Regions from separate parts of the Homo sapiens genome. Here region 1 is linked to region 2. A link is an interaction called in ENCODE POLR2A ChIA-PET data of the cell type or tissue named here. Cell type or tissue: HepG2. All regions are shown on one strand. Each heading gives the region's core, and the rest is flanking DNA. Links, peaks and the distances in the headings are about the cores only.

What was found. ChIA-PET counts read pairs that join two places held together with the same protein. Peaks named below come from ENCODE experiments on the same cell type or tissue, not always from the same donor. Only the 100,000 strongest peaks of a DNase experiment are listed, where the experiment ranks them.
Region 1: POLR2A ChIA-PET joins it to region 2 with 13 read pairs; 2 of 35 experiments call an interaction of 5 or more read pairs at or near these places.

What each region holds. Positions count from the first base shown.
Region 1 is chr4:68,944,603-68,952,954 of GRCh38, reverse strand. It overlaps UGT2A3 (UDP glucuronosyltransferase family 2 member A3), which reads left to right and starts at 1,151. Exons shown (of 6, transcript NM_024743.4): 1 at 1,151-1,909; 2 at 7,501-7,649. The coding sequence starts at 1,195. In HepG2, for the core only: no CTCF peak of the experiment used is centred there; DNase peaks (open chromatin) are centred at 1,264, 1,674, 4,424, 4,734 and 1 weaker place; H3K4me3 peaks cover 5,353 bases.
Region 2 is chr4:68,811,500-68,819,851 of GRCh38, reverse strand. It overlaps UGT2B10 (UDP glucuronosyltransferase family 2 member B10), which reads right to left and starts at 3,858. Exons shown (of 6, transcript NM_001075.6): 1 at 3,115-3,858; 2 at 1,675-1,823. The coding sequence starts at 3,832. It also overlaps the pseudogene LOC100422189. In HepG2, for the core only: no CTCF peak of the experiment used is centred there; DNase peaks (open chromatin) are centred at 1,701, 2,251, 3,791, 4,072 and 1 weaker place; H3K4me3 peaks cover 2,074 bases.

The DNA of each region.
Region 1 (8,352 bases), core at 90-8,089, 130 kb before region 2:
TTTTGTTCACATCTACATACAGTTGTTGAAAATTTGAACAGTAACTACAGGAAAAATAACCCAGTTAGATGATATTGATTCTGAAAACTGCTCTAAGTTTTGTGCATAATATTTTACCTAATGTCATTATCAAACTTCTGCTTATTAAGACAGAAACCACAACCATGTCTTTTCTCCTACACATTTTTTCCTATCTCAGATATTATCAGTAAATTCAAATTTTAAATTAATTTCTTGCATTTAACTATTAACAATTTATGTTTCATTCTATTAGGTTGACATGTCTCAGTAACTAATATATAATTTTTATCGTTTTCCCTGTTTTAAACTCTTACCTTTACATACCACTCTGTGTTGAGATGCAAGAGTTTCTTGCTAAAGAAAAGGTTGATCTTGTGACTATCCTTTAAAACTTGAGTAAATAATTATTTGCCTATAAATTATGATTCAAACTCATAATTTTTTATTTAAAATTATGTTCTCCAATTTCAAACTAACTTTCTTCTGTAACGTCCTGCTCTGAACTTTCTCTGTGACCACTACTCACTGGAATGATTTTCAAATATCCTATACTTTTGTATGCTTCTATCGATTGTGAAATGCTTCCTTTGGCAACAGTAAATCCTATCAAAGCTTTCATCTCACCTCCTAAGTCAAATGCCTTATTAAAGCTTTTATTATTTCATATTAAAGCAATTGTGCATTTTCCCCTCTGAAATACTGAACACTTTGTACTTATTATATAAAATTAGTCAAAATAGTTACCCAAACTCTCTAAGTATATTCTCAGTAAACCTTTGTATTGTCCTTGTGAGCAAGGGATGTGAAACATGTGCTGTCCTAAACCATCTGATGCCTTGGACTTAGTGTGGAATGAATGTAAGTGTGATTGTGTGCATGTTTCTGCACATGAATTATTAAATCTAAAGACTTGAAAAATTTTTTTCTTTATCATCAATCCAGGTAATAAAAGTATATTTATGTATTTTATTTCTAAGTTCTAGAGGGTTGGAACAACTTTTCCCTGATACATTGCATTTTTTTGATACCTTCAGTACATGTTAAACTGGCAACCACCAGTGAACTTTACTCTTAAAATATTAATTTTTAACTTCTGTGCTTATATTGTCATTTCAACTCCTTGCTTAGTAACTACAAAACCATTGCAGATCAGTGTGTGAGGGAACTGCCATCATGAGGTCTGACAAGTCAGCTTTGGTATTTCTGCTCCTGCAGCTCTTCTGTGTTGGCTGTGGATTCTGTGGGAAAGTCCTGGTGTGGCCCTGTGACATGAGCCATTGGCTTAATGTCAAGGTCATTCTAGAAGAGCTCATAGTGAGAGGCCATGAGGTAACAGTATTGACTCACTCAAAGCCTTCGTTAATTGACTACAGGAAGCCTTCTGCATTGAAATTTGAGGTGGTCCATATGCCACAGGACAGAACAGAAGAAAATGAAATATTTGTTGACCTAGCTCTGAATGTCTTGCCAGGCTTATCAACCTGGCAATCAGTTATAAAATTAAATGATTTTTTTGTTGAAATAAGAGGAACTTTAAAAATGATGTGTGAGAGCTTTATCTACAATCAGACGCTTATGAAGAAGCTACAGGAAACCAACTACGATGTAATGCTTATAGACCCTGTGATTCCCTGTGGAGACCTGATGGCTGAGTTGCTTGCAGTCCCTTTTGTGCTCACACTTAGAATTTCTGTAGGAGGCAATATGGAGCGAAGCTGTGGGAAACTTCCAGCTCCACTTTCCTATGTACCTGTGCCTATGACAGGACTAACAGACAGAATGACCTTTCTGGAAAGAGTAAAAAATTCAATGCTTTCAGTTTTGTTCCACTTCTGGATTCAGGATTACGACTATCATTTTTGGGAAGAGTTTTATAGTAAGGCATTAGGTAAGACACTTTTGTTTTATTTTTAATTTAGTTATCAAAAGAAATATTTTTAAAAATTGTCATACATTGTCTATGACATATATATGCAGGTCAATGAGTTTTTTTAGAAAATGTTGTAGCTGTTTTTCATAAAGAAAGTGTATTTGTTCTAAGCGTAAGATAACCTACTTTCTTAATACCAGTAATATACTTAAAAATGATCATCAATAACTAAGAGATTATATTTTGTATTTCCTCCAAATAGCGCAAATCAACATCACATATTTTTGAGAATCACTGATTGTTAGTCTGAATTTTATAGAATTTCTATTGAAATAAAATGCTAATCATTATTTTCTCTCTCATCATGTATTTAAGAAAATCTTCAGAAGGTCTTCTTTGAATTAATTTTTCAAGAGTCATTAAATTGAACATTTTCTAGAATTCTTTAATTTCTTAGGTGATTACTTCACAAAAACTTGAAAAAATATTATAAAAAGTTAAAAGACTTACGGTCTTGTGGGGCATAAGATAGTAGAATTTTTACTTTACTGATATACACCTACTTGACTTATTTTTATTTCCTTGCTTTACTGATAAAAAGTTGTTTTGCTTTGCAATTTTCATATAGTTGTGATCAGAGCTGGTCAATGCAAGACATGTTTTTATCCAAATATGTTTGAGAATTATGTAGAAACATGAAAAAAGGTACAATTATATTCGACACTAAAATATTGTTTAATGTATTCCAACGAATTCTTATGCATAGACTGTTTCACAGAACTAATATTCAGAGGATCCCAGTTCAAATGTCCTTAGCCTTAGACATGATTTGAATTTACATGTATTGATTTGCTTTAAATAATTTTCCATTCAGTAAGCTGTGCCTAGCTGCAGATAGCCTACCAGGCTTTATGGATCTAGGTAAACAATACAAATCTCTTGGCCTCAAGTCTACATTCAGATATTAATTTAAAGGGGTACAGCTATATAGAGGTCACTGGCAAATTTTGGTAAAATAGGATTATAGTAAAAGCCCCCTGACAAGATTGAAATTTAAAATAAAACAAAAGTGTTATCAAAGGGGTGAAAGAGCATTTTCCAATAAACAAAAGTGGGTTCTGGCCATGCATTCAGAAATTCCCCAACAATTCTTTAAAAATCATGGAGCAGCTTGATATATAAGAAATTCATTTAATAACTATATTTATTATGTAGCTCCAACTTACTAAATTATTGATTATTATATATTTTATAGAATTATCTATTGTGAGTCTAAATCAAGAGTATATATTCAAACAACTATAGGAAAAGGGATATCAGTCAATTTCAATTCAAGGATTTATTTCCATAAGTGCTTACGCACAGGTGTATTTCATTTTATTATACATTGCTTTATTGTCCTTCACAAAAATTGCAATTTACAAATTAAAGGTTTTTGAAAACCTTGAGTCAAGCTAATCAATTTGGCGTAATATTTCCAACAGCAAGTGTGTACTTTTGACTCTATCACATATTGGCATTTATCATGCTTTTTCAAATTTTTCATTGTTATATCTGTTACGGTGATCTGGGATCAGTGTTCCTTGATGGTTACACGTTTATTAGCTTGGGGGCACCTTGATGTGTTACAATATAAGACAGCAAACTTAATTATAAATGTTGTGCATGTACTAACTGCTCCGCTGATTCGTTTCCCCATCCCACTTCTTCTTAGGCCTCCCTATTCCCTGAGACACAGTAATATAACATACAATGACTTCTAAATGTTCCAGTGAAAAGAAAAGTAGCAGGTCTCTCAATTTAAACCAAAAATATAAAGGAATAAGTTTAATGAGTACTATAGTTTAGATATGGTTTGCTTGACCCTACAAAATCCTGTGTTGAAATTTGATCACCAATATTGGAGGTGGGGCTTGATGGGAAGTGTTAGGGTCATGAGGGTAGATTCCTTATGAGTACATTAATGCTCTCCCTGGGGAAATGGGTGAGTTCGTTCTCACTCTATTAGGTCCCAGGAGAGATAATTATTAAAAAGAGCCAGGAACATCCACCTTCTTTCTCTTGCATATCTCTCATTATCTGATCCCTGCACTTGCTGGCTCCCAACATCTTCTTCAATGAGTGGAGGAAACCAGAGGTCTTCACCAGACACAGATGTTGGTGCCATGCCTCTTGTATACCATGAAGAATTGTGAGCCAAATAAAAACCTTTTTCTTTTACAAATTAGACAGCCTCAGTTGTTCCTTTGTAGCAACAAAAAAAGCCTGGGACAGGCCAAAAACTACACCATTGCACCAAACAGTTAAACAAGATGTGAGTGCAAAGGAAAAGTTTTTGGAGGAAATTAAAAGTGCTACTCCAGTGTACATACAAATGATAAGAACAAATAACCATTATCAGTGCTGATATGGAGAAAATTTTAGTTGTCTGGAGAGAAAATCAAATTAGCTAGCTAGCTGCAGTGATTCATATCTGTAATCCCAGTAACTTGGGAGGCTCAGGTGGGAGAACGGCTTGAGCCCAGAAGTTTGAAGTCCAAGGCTGCAGTGAGCTATGATTGCTCCACTGCACTCCAACCTAGGTGATAGAGCAAAACCACTACCAAAAAAAAAAAAAAAAAAAAGAAAAAAAAGAAAAGAAAAAAAATTAAACCAACCACAACATCACCTTAGGTTTTGGCATTAGCTAAAAACTAATACATAGTAAAGCGTTAACTATTCAATTGCATGAAGCCTCAGAGAGGAGAGGAAGATGCAGAAAAAAAGACTGAAGCTAGTAGAGGTTGACTAATGAGGTTTACAGGAATAAACTGCCTACATGATGCAAAAGTTCAATGTGAAGCAATAGGAAGTCATGCAGAAGACTTAGCTAATATACTCAGTAAATGTGGCTACAGTAAACAAATGATTTTCAATGTAGACCTAACAGCCTTCTGTTGGAAGAAGATGCCATTTAAAACTTTCATAGCTAGAGAAGAGAAGTCAATGCTTGTCTTTGAAGCTACAAAAAACAGGCTGAATCTCTTGTAGTGGCTAATGCAGCTGATGACAAAGGTAAAGCCAATGCCCATTTACTTTTTGTAATAATTATAGAGGACTCTTAATAATTATGTTAAATCTACTTTGCCTGTGTTATATCAATGGAACAACAAAGCCTGGATGATATCACATTGGTATATGACATGGCTTATTGAATATTTTAAGCACACTGTTGAGACCTATTGCTCAAAAAAGAGGATTCCTTTCAAAATATTGCTGCTCATTGACAATTCACATGGTCAACAAAGGGCTCTGATTAAGATGTACAGATATTAATGTTTGCCTGCTTGCTATTATTACATCCATCTTACATGCCATGGATCATATAGCCTTGACTTTCAAGTCTTATGTAAGAAATATATTTTGTAAGGCTATAGCTCTTACTAATGGGGAAAGTATATTGAAAACCTTTTCAAAAGGATTTTTCATTCTAGATTCCATTAAGAACATTCATGGTTCATGAGAGGAAGTCAACATATTAACATTAACAAGAGTTTGGAAAAAATTTGATTCTAACTCTCCTGGATGATTTTGAGGGATTGAAGACATCATGTGAAGAATTAACTGGGGATGGGGTGGTCATGAAAAAAGAAATAGAATTATAAGTGGGCCTGAAGGTTTGTCTAAATTGCTATAATATCATGATAAAACTAAAACCTGTAAAACCGGTGAGGAGGTGCTTTTTAAACAGTTACTTTTTATAGATGAACACAGAAATTGGTTTTGTGAGTTGGAATCTTCTCCGAGTGAAAATGCTATGAACATTGTTGAAATGGCTACAAATGACTTAGAATATTACACAAAATTAGTAGATAAGGCAGCATCAAGGTTTGAGAGAATGGACTCAAATTTTGAAAGAAATTCTACTATGGGTAAACTGCTGTGAAACATCATCATATGCTACAGAGAAATCTTTCATGAAAAGATGAGTCAATTCATGCAACAATCTTTGTTGTCTAATTTTAAAAATTGTCCAGCTGCCCTGATCAATCAACAGTAATCAGCACTGAGGCAAGACCCTACACCAGAAAAAATAAAAATAAAAAACCTCACTTGCTGAAGACTCAGCTTATTATTAGCACTTTTTAGCCATACTTTTAACTAAGGTATGTGCATTCCTTTTTAAACGTGATGATATTGCACAGCTAATAGCCTACAAGGTATGGTTAACATAACTTTTATATGTCCTGGGACCCAAATTTGTGTGAATCACTTTATTGGCATATTCCTTTTATTGAGATGAACTGCAACTTATCTTGCAATATCTCCAAGATATGTGTGTATGGCATTTCAAATAAGATGTGAAATTATTTTATTAGTATAAAAAGCAAATTTAATTTTCTTTCCTTTGATCATCTTTATCCTTGTTACTGTGTATTTATCCTTTAAACATTGAATGACTCCAATTGTTTAAAACTGAGTCTTTCTTAAATGAGTCCTAATATCATAGTAATTAAAATCACCTACAAGTTGGTAATGCAGGCAGCATGTGAGGCACAGAAAACAACAAATTTATAAGACATAAATGCATTTGCTTGGAAGCTGAGAGAAGGCTCTATTCTAATTTCTGATAACTTCAAACTGAGTATCTTCAGTAAAATTTATTCACTATCAAATTCAAGGCGTTTGGATTTATGACCTAGGAAAAAACTTCAAACATTAAAATGTGATGACCTTAAAAAGAGGCTCTCCACACTATGGTGTATAACACCACCAACTTTGATTAGAATTTTAAAGAGAAACAAATTCTCTTATGGAGTTTATCTTTTTATCACTTGCAAAATATGTTTTTGTAAAGAGATACTAATTACTTAGTTATTTGTAGTTAGCCATTCTTCTGATTAAAAACCTAAAATTAAATCTTGAAAATGTGTTTTCCTTCAAAACACATCATTTGAGAGAAACACTAAAGTAAGTGTATGATTATCATAGCATGTACATAGGTGCTTCACAACCCAAAAAGAATATTGTCATGGGTAAGAATCAGTAAAGGAATTTCTCCTAATAAAACAGTAGCCTATTAATTAAAGTAATGATATGCAATACAGCAAGTTAAAGGGAACTGATCCTGGTGGGATTATTGAAAGATATACCCTTGACTATAGATTAGAAAATACAGAGATGTTATTTAGTGAAGATATTGTGGTACTCATTTATCATCTGCAATTCACTTGCAGAGGAAAAAATGAGTAATAAATTCATTTGCATTTTGGATTTGTGTCTTTAAGTTGTGAAAATACACTTAAATATAACCATCTGTCCTTTGCTCCTTCCTTCCTTCCTTCCTTCTTTCCTTCCTTCCTTCCTTCTTTCCATCCTTCCCTCCCTCCATCCTTCCTTCCTTCCTTTCTTCCTTCCCTCCTTTCTTTCTCTGTCCTTCCTTCTTTTTTCCTTTCTTTCTTTTTTCTTCTTTATTATTTCATTAATTCCCCCTTCCATTTGACGTCTAAAAGCCATGTTGTTCTAGAGGACTTAAACTTATTTTTTTCTTAATAGCTTACTGAAAAATTAGTGATACAATTTTTTATTTGAATTGTATGCTAATTCATTCTGTTATTTCTTTTATTGAGGAAGGCCCACTACATTATGTGAGACTGTGGGAAAAGCTGAGATATGGCTAATACGAACATATTGGGATTTTGAATTTCCTCAACCATACCAACCTAACTTTGAGTTTGTTGGAGGATTGCACTGTAAACCTGCCAAAGCTTTGCCTAAGGTAGGACTATTGTATTAAGGAATATTATGTACTTTATGACATGACTTGTTTTCCCTTGAAAGATTACAACCTTAGTTATAGAAGGATGATGTTGAATGTCTTCTGTTTGCAGCTCCATATTTATTTTCCATGCCACAGGGGCTCTTATAGGTGATTATATGTCTTTTCGGTATTATATTGAGAAAGTAGGCAGAAGAATGTCATGATTAGAATAGATTTTAAAATACTAGTATTACAATAGTTTGGATAATAAATTGAATTAATAGGGAATTGGAGCCATGAAGATCACTAAAAAGAATGCTCTAGCCTTTCTCACAATCAAATTGGGCTTATGAACAAGGATATTTGTCATGATAGTACAGAAATAAGCATATTTTCATGAGACATATTGGATATATTCCACAGGAGTTGGTGAGTGAGAGAAAATAAGTGATGAAGGAAGACAAAGAATAAAAGAAAATTTCAATAAATGGAAAGTTTAAGTGTTTAATGATAGTGATGACTTTTACTCAAATAAGTGCTTAGAAGTCATCTTGTTTGTGATTTATATGATGAATTCTGTGTTGTGACTATCCACTTTGAGCTCGTGAGAATGTTAGGTGAGGTTTAATAAAAGCCATTTGAGAAAAACAAGGTTTCAACCTCTGTGGACAGAAATCTAAATATCGATAGTTATCAGGACAAAGTAGAGCTCATAGAAATA
Region 2 (8,352 bases), core at 290-8,289:
GATGTTAATTAAAATATATGAAGTTCTTGTATTCCTTCGAAAAGAATATAATCTTATATGCTGACGGAATTTTTTTTCGTATTGAAATTAAGGGCACTATTCAGAAACAAGTGGCAGAAATTATTTGGTCTTTATTATACATGCATTGTTCATTATCTCTGTGCTTCTCTGTCAGACACCTATGATGTCAAGACGAGTTCCCCCAGGAAGCTTTATTGAGTGGCCTGTCATAAGGCAGAAATCATCTGCTCTAATAGGATATGTTTATGCTCTAAAATGTAAAATTCTGGGATCTCAATGCAGAATGATTTAAATGCTTTATTAAAATCATGTGAACCCTGTGTTTGTCTGCACATATTTGAGGCACACATTTATATTGTTGAGGAAGTGTTTTAAGCTGGAATACTGGTGAAGATCCTTATTACTTATGGAAGAATTTTAAAATTTCAACTAGCTTATCTTGCTGTCACAACTGATATGTCTACTTTTAATCAAGTCCAAGGGTATCTGTCATCTATGACATTCCAAGACAATATAACCTTGATGTGCTGAATAATCTGGTTCTCTTAAATGAGGAATGATATCTCAAGTGACATGCACATGTTAAGTAGTTAGTAGTATTAGTAATAAAATAACCATAATTGCAAAATTAATAACATTTCTGAGTCACTGACTATATGCCAGAGACATTTTAAGTGTTTTGTCTGTGTTAATATTTTTTTCCACACAACACAATATGAAGTTGGCACTATTTTTGTAAATGTAGGCATAATTATTTCTATCAACAGTGTAGTCCACTTTTTCATCATCTGCTACCTGAATCCATGGAAAATTTCCTGAATGTTTCGGTCTTTACAGTCTGGCCCTTCTGCAATTTAATCCATTGAATATCTTGGAGGCTTTTCTTATAAAAAGAATCATTTCATATATCCTTATTTCTGAACTCTTTTTAGGATGTTTTCAATGTTCTTAATAAATATTTCAACTCCTAATACGTATCTGGCTCTAATTTACCTTTTAGGGTCATCTGATTCTTAATCATTCCCTGCAAACTAAACCTGAGGACTTGAGAACTGTCCTGACCACTTTATCTGCTTTCCCTTTTTGTCTGTCTCTCCCCACCATTCTTTTCCCTATTCCTGCATATTGTTCAGCTCTCATCGTACTCATCAGTGACTCCAGGATACTTTCTATTATCTCCACTGATGCTTTCTTAGCATTGGGTTTTTTTCTTGAGATAATAGTTTTTATATAATATTCATTACTTACTTATATTCTATATTTCAAAGTAGAATGTAAGGTATGTAGGGACAGAAACTGTGTCTATTTTTTTTCTCTGAAAATTGTGCACTTACCTGTGTTTTGTGATAATCTCTTTGTAAATATTCTTTGAATGAATGACCAATACCTTCTTAGGTGTTGCATAATCAAGACTTTAATTTAACCAACCCTATTTTCAAAGTTTCTTTAGTATTCCTCTCTATTTGTAACATGCATAAAACTCACATACGTGTGATGGTATTAACATGTACATGAGTTTCTAATTGGTATCTGCTTTACCCCACCTACTTCCCATCTTTTTCAGTGTTAGTCAAACACTCTGAATGAAGACTATACAGTCATTTCTACTGAAATTTGAAGCCAACAAAATAAAACCAACGAAAGTATGTTTACCTTAGGTAGGGGTTTGGCAGGTTTGCAGTGGAGTCCTCCAACAAAATCAACATTTGGTAAGAATGGATGAGGAAATTTAAAATTCCAGGAGTTTCGCATAAGCCATATGTCAGCTTTCCTCATTGTCTCAGATAATGTAGTGGGTCTTCCTGATAGGAATAAAGAAAAGAAGAAGTGGATGACATAAGATAATTACTTTATGTAATTTTCTGAAAGGGGTTAGAATAATGCAGGCAAAAATGTTGGTAAAGTTTGTGTGCTTTGAAAAATATGTACATATATTCATATATAGGAATAATTTATTTTTTATGTATTCTATATTTTGCCCTTGTTTATTTATAAGAAAGGCAAAGTAGTGGGAGAATTATGAGGTTAAGCTACATCTCTAATGTCATGTCAGTATACTCACAATTATTAAAATAAGTCATAGAGAATTAAACATCAATTTATTTTCTCTTTAAAGCTTCAATAGTAGCCTCTAGATATTTAAACAAATCTTTGAGCTCCATAATCAATTAATTCTACAGTAACCATAGAAACAATTTTCTAACAAATAGTCTAGTTTACACAACTCATTAAGCTAATCCTTTTATCTTTGGTTCTTCAAGTTAACTGTGGACTATTTTGTGAGTATGGCTGAAATCATTGTACCAACTACTCATTTGGATCCAAGCTAAGATCTTAATAATATTAAGTAAAAATATTTGTAAATTATAGCTAGAAATTTTTGAGAAATTATTGAAATAGAGATCTGTACTCGACCATAATCAGTCTCGTATTTTTAAATAAAGAGACATAGTTTCAAATAAACTATATAGATATAACAACCTTCACACTTCAACAAGATGATTGGACTTTAAATAAAAGATTTCCAATTATTTAGTGAAGGAGTATAGAAACATTTGAAACTTCAAATTACCCTTATTGATTTTTGCATCTGAGATATAGACATTATCTCTCTCTACTGTGAAGACAACCTCCTGGTAACATGGGAACATCTTTTAATTTCTAAATAAGACAACTGAGATTTAGAAGGAAAAATTTCTGCAGTTATATAGATAGTTGTAGAAAAATGTGTAATTACTCATTCTAAATCTATGCATTCGGTTAGATGTTACTTGACGGATCTTGCTGTTTTTAAGATCTGAAACATTCTATAGTAAAACAGATATATAATTGCTTAAAGTCTTAGGTGTACTAATATATAGGTTTATGATTTCCTGGGGTGTTCTGTATGAGTGATGGTCACAGCGTTTTCACTGACCCTATAATTTAAGCTTTTCTATAATATTTGTGAGATTGGTAGATCATCTTGTATTTTCATTTCATAAATTCATTTACCAAAAACTCCACTTCCCTGACTTTATGGCTTTATGCAAGTTGTGCTTCAAAGACACAAATAAGTTAGAGCTTCATGTTACTAATTGAAAAAAATCTTACCTAAAACTTCACTGTAAAACTGATCCCACTTCTTCATATTAAATATTTGGAACCAAAAGTCAAAATAAAGCACATAGAGCATATTTTTTACCCTCTCCATGAAAGTCATTTGATCACTTAATTTTGACATAACAACAGGTACGTAGGAAGGAGGGAAAATAAATCCTCCACTGTGCCTTTCAAATGAGTAGCCAGGACTGAAGCTGTGACTGTACACAAAGGGTATGTTAAATAGCTCAGCCAGCAGCTCACCACAGGGTAAATAAGCATCTGCAAAAACGATGTCAAATCTTGACTCTTGTAGTTTTTTCATAAGTTTCTTATTTGAAACTACATCTTTACAGAAGTTTCTAATTATGTCATTAATTGCCCACAGGATTTCTTGTTCTTGTGAAAAAGGTAACCAAAATGTATCTTTTTGAATTTCTGACAATCTCTTAACCAATTGCATGATGATATTCTCAAATTCAGTTTTAGTTAAAGATGTAGGATAAACTTCAAGTTTAAGAGTGGATGAGTCGTTGGGATCAAAAAGAATGGAAGCTGAAGATGCCAGTACAGTCACCTCATGACCTCTCTGAACAAGTTCTTTCAGGATTGTCTTCATATTCATCCAAAGGCTGTATTCTGCGGCCCATACCAGCACCTTTCCACAACTCCCAGAGCTAAAGTAAAAACTGAGTTGTATCAGCAGAACTGTAGTCCATTTCAGAGCCATCCTTGTGCAATGTGATAATTCTTTTCCAGTCACTGTTTCTTTCTCATACTTATATACAGAGATAAATCAATCAAGTTAAAACATAACTCCTTCAATTCAAAGTAAATACATTATATGAGCATCCTGAGTACATGGATGGCAAGGAGACAAAGTTCGATTACTTCATATTTACTCAAGGATGTTTGATGTTTCTTTTATGTTTATATTTGGTGTCATCCACCTAAGTTTAATGACCTTGCAAATATCGTGTTTTATATAATGTATTTTATAATAGTGTCAAGAACAGTGGCAAGTGAGAGAGTCCTGCAGGCCCCTTGACACAGAATGAGAGATGAAGTAATTATACAATGCAAATAGAATTTTTGAATATCTTGGTTCAAGGAATATTTTGTAAAACTTTGTTGAAGTATAATTCACATACCATATGATTCATGAATGATTATTTAAAATTAAATATTTCCTAGTAAATTCACAGACTTGTGCATCCAACATAGCAATCAGTTTTATCTAAAAAAAAAAAAAATCCTGTATATTAACTGTCATCTCCCCACCTGAATTTCTGCACCCACACTGTACTGGGCAACCAGTAATCTAATTTCTGCCTCTACAAATATGCCTATTCAGGATCTTTTTAAAAATAAATGAAACTATATAATATGTGGTCTTTTGTGGCTGGCTACTTTTATTTAGTTTAATGTTTTTAAAGGACCATCCATAGAATAGTGTATATAAGGATTTCATTTTTATTGCTTTTTATCAGATGCTACTTATAAGCAGAAATTATTTATTCATTTTTCAGTGGATGGACATTGATTTTCTTCCACTTTTGGCCATTATAAATAGCGTTCACATTTTTATTGCCAAATAGTATCAGATGCTACTTATAAACACAATTTATTTATTCATTCATTTATCAGTGTACGGACATTGTTTTTCTTCCACTTTTGGCCATTATGAATAGCGTTGATTAACATTGATGTACATGCTTTCTGTAGACATGTTTTTATTTTTCTTGGGTATATGCCTAGAAAGGCAATTATTGAATTATGTGGTAAATATATGTGTAAACTTTTGAGGAATTGCTAGACTTTTTCACAGTGGGTGAATAATTTTCTATTCTCACCAACAATGTATGAGAGTTTCAGTGTCTCCACCAACTTGCCAAACCTCATCTTTCAAATAACAAAAAAGGTTATTTTCTATTTTAATTCATTAACACACTCTAACAGACACAAAGAAAGGAAAGTTTCCTTCCACATATTGGAGGGAAAAGGGAATAAATTAACCACTAACTTACCTAATACTTCACTGTAAAACTGATCACACTTCTTTTTGTTAAAATTATCAAATGCAAAGTTAAAATGAAGAAAATGCAAAAGATTTTTCATCTTTCTGTAAATGTATTTTGGTACTAAGTTCTGACATGACAACAGCTACATCAGAAGGAGGTAATGAAAGTCCTCCACAGAGTTCTTGGTACATACTGCCAGTTGTAAATGGATGATAGTAGACCAAATGTATAACAAATGTTTAACAGATTAAGCTGTTCAGATAGCAGCTCACTAATGAGAAATGACATCTGCAAGAATGACATAAATTCTGGAATCTTGTTGTTCCTTATAAGTTTCTTGTTCAAAACAGCATACTCACAGAGCTTTTGAACAGTATCAGAACATTCATAATATGTGTTTTTTGTATCTTTGAATCATATGCCAAAATGTACTCTTTGGAAACTTGTATGTCCATATCTTGATCAATTTCATAAAAATGAAATCAAGTTCATTCTCAGTAAAAGATGTGGGATAAACCTCAAATTTAACAGCAAATTGTTGGAATCAATGAGGATGGAAGCTGAAGGTGACAAGCACAGTTACCTCTTGGTGTTTCTGAGCAAGTTCATCAAGTATCATTATTAAATTGATATAAAGACTGTATTTCACTGGCCACACCAGCACATTCTCACAGGACTCAGAGCTAGAATACAACTGTCAGCATAAGAAACAAAAAAGCCCATTTCTTAGACAACTTGTTAAAATGCTATCTTTCTTTCTAACTTTCTCTAACTTGGTACATATCAATGTCAATCAATGTCACAATGATTTAAGTGTTGACAATAGAGTTTTTGGAAAGCAAGAGAATAAAGAAAAGGATGAATGATTTTGTGTTTGTATGTGTGAATAATAAATTTATTGTTATTTGCTTATTGTAAATGTGGCTGTCTCCAGAACAAGAGATAATTTAATTGTATATAAAGAGTTTCTAGTATAAGAAAGCATCATTCTGTCAACAATGAGGCAGTGGTGTGATCTATTCTTATTTATCTAAACATTCTCAAATAGAATATCTTCATTTTCTCTATGTAGTTTCACACTTATTATATTAGCTTCATTTCATGTTCCTTGACATTGTTTTTCTGACTGTAGAAATTCCTTTTATTTTTATCCAAACAGATATGTTTTAAGTACAATTACAGTTACTTTGTTTCATTTGAAAATATTTTGTCTAAATCACAATAATATCCTTTTCTGAATATTTGCAACATTGCTTACATTTCTCAGTCTTAGAAAATATTTATCTTCTAAATGCCTACTACTTAACTTGTTTCACAGATTGCCTTGTAATTCAGGCAAGTTGTACTTTTAAAAAGTCTAAATAGAAATTTACATCAAGTAGAATTAGGAAGGAAAAGATGCATGTCACAAAATAGAGATATTTGTTTTTATTCTATTAATAATCTGTTAATCTGAAATGAGGTAAATCTTTCTTAAAAAGATATTTGAACACAGTTTCTGAGCAAATATTGCCTGGAGAGTGGCAATATTGTTCAATATTTTCAATGTCCTTGAGTGCAGGCATTATGTGTCACCCAGATTTCCCTTTTGGGAATATAGAAATTACTTTCCAGCTGATGAAGTGATGAACAACTGACATACCTCACCTATAAGCTCTCTCTCTCAGTACATCTCTGCTGAAAGCTATCTAGTATGTAGTGACTTTTCCAAGACAGCCAATATCCAATGCCTGGTCACATGTAGGACTCTAAAGGCCCATTCTCCTCATTTCAACTTGGACCAACTCTGAAGGGCTAACTTAGCTTCAGAATTTCCAGTGGGTGAGATGAAACCTATGCTGAGACTGCATGTCTTAGCATGCTCAGGGTGCTATATAGAAAAATACCATACATTGGCTAGCTTACAGACAACAAACATTTATTTGTCACAGTTCTTGAGGCTGAAAGATTCACCATCAAGATGCTGGTATTGGGCATTCCTCCAAGATGGCAACCCATCACCATGTCTTAATGGGGAAAATAGATGAATGAGTTATTGTGAGCATATTTTTCAAAAGAATTAATTCCATTAAAGAGGACTCTGCCTTCATGACATAAACACCTCCTAAAAGGTTCTGTCTGCTAATACAATCATTTTGGTTATAAGAATTTTAACATATTAATTTTGGGGGCACTCAGACATTCAAACTATTGCACTGAATTATGTACTATTTTGTTCCACTGTCCAATCTTGCTTCCTACTTTTTCACAGATGTTATTTTCAAGAAATCTCCCTAATTATCTCCCTCAAAAAATATTCAGCTTAGAGTCTACTTCTTGGAAGCACCCAACATTTGATAATATGTACCAAGAGAGGTCAGAAAAAAAGAACAGACAACAAAATGAGATTTTAGAGTTGGATCATACACTACCAGTTGTAATGAGAATCCTATCACTATTGGTACAGAGAACACAAATAGCCCCTGGAATGTGATAATTTAAATTTTTCATACTTTCAGTAATGGTAAATTATGCTGGTAGTATTTTGAAAGGGAAAGCTTTACTTATTAGGATATATCACAAATTTATCAATATGGGAAAAGTAGAAATTATGACCACAATAGAGGCAAATGTTTTTTTCTGCAGAATTAATGCTTGGGAGAAAATAATGGAAGAGTGAGGACCAATAACCATCAAATTAAGGCAAACGGTGAAAGCCAGAAGTCTCCTTGGAAGTGTTACCAGAAAAAGGGGTCTAGATTCAGACACCAAGAGAAGGTTATTGGATTCCACACAGTAAGGAATTCAAGGTCAGTCACAGAGTGCAATGAGAAGACAATTCATTGAAAGCTATGACATTACAGAGTAGGGCATCCTCAGAAGGCAAGGAGTTGAATGCAACACCTTTGTTTTAAGTTTTTCTTATGTAGGAGTCTCATCTCTGTAAAGGTTAATTAAGCTGTGTCTAGTTGTGGGTGGTCAGACAACAGGACAAAACTGATTATTCTATTTATGCCAAGAAAACTATCCTTGACACTTTCTTGTGTGAATACATCAAAACATAACTGTTATTATCTTGAAATCATGTATCGTTTTGGGTATTGGGACATCTGGACTCTTCATTGCAGGTGTGTGTGTTTATAGGGAGCTGAACTTAAAATCACATTACTCTGTCTCTCCTCAGCTCCTGCTTCCCTAACTGCAGCATATACAGAGACTCTCACTTCATGTAGAAGCACCCGGTCCCCAC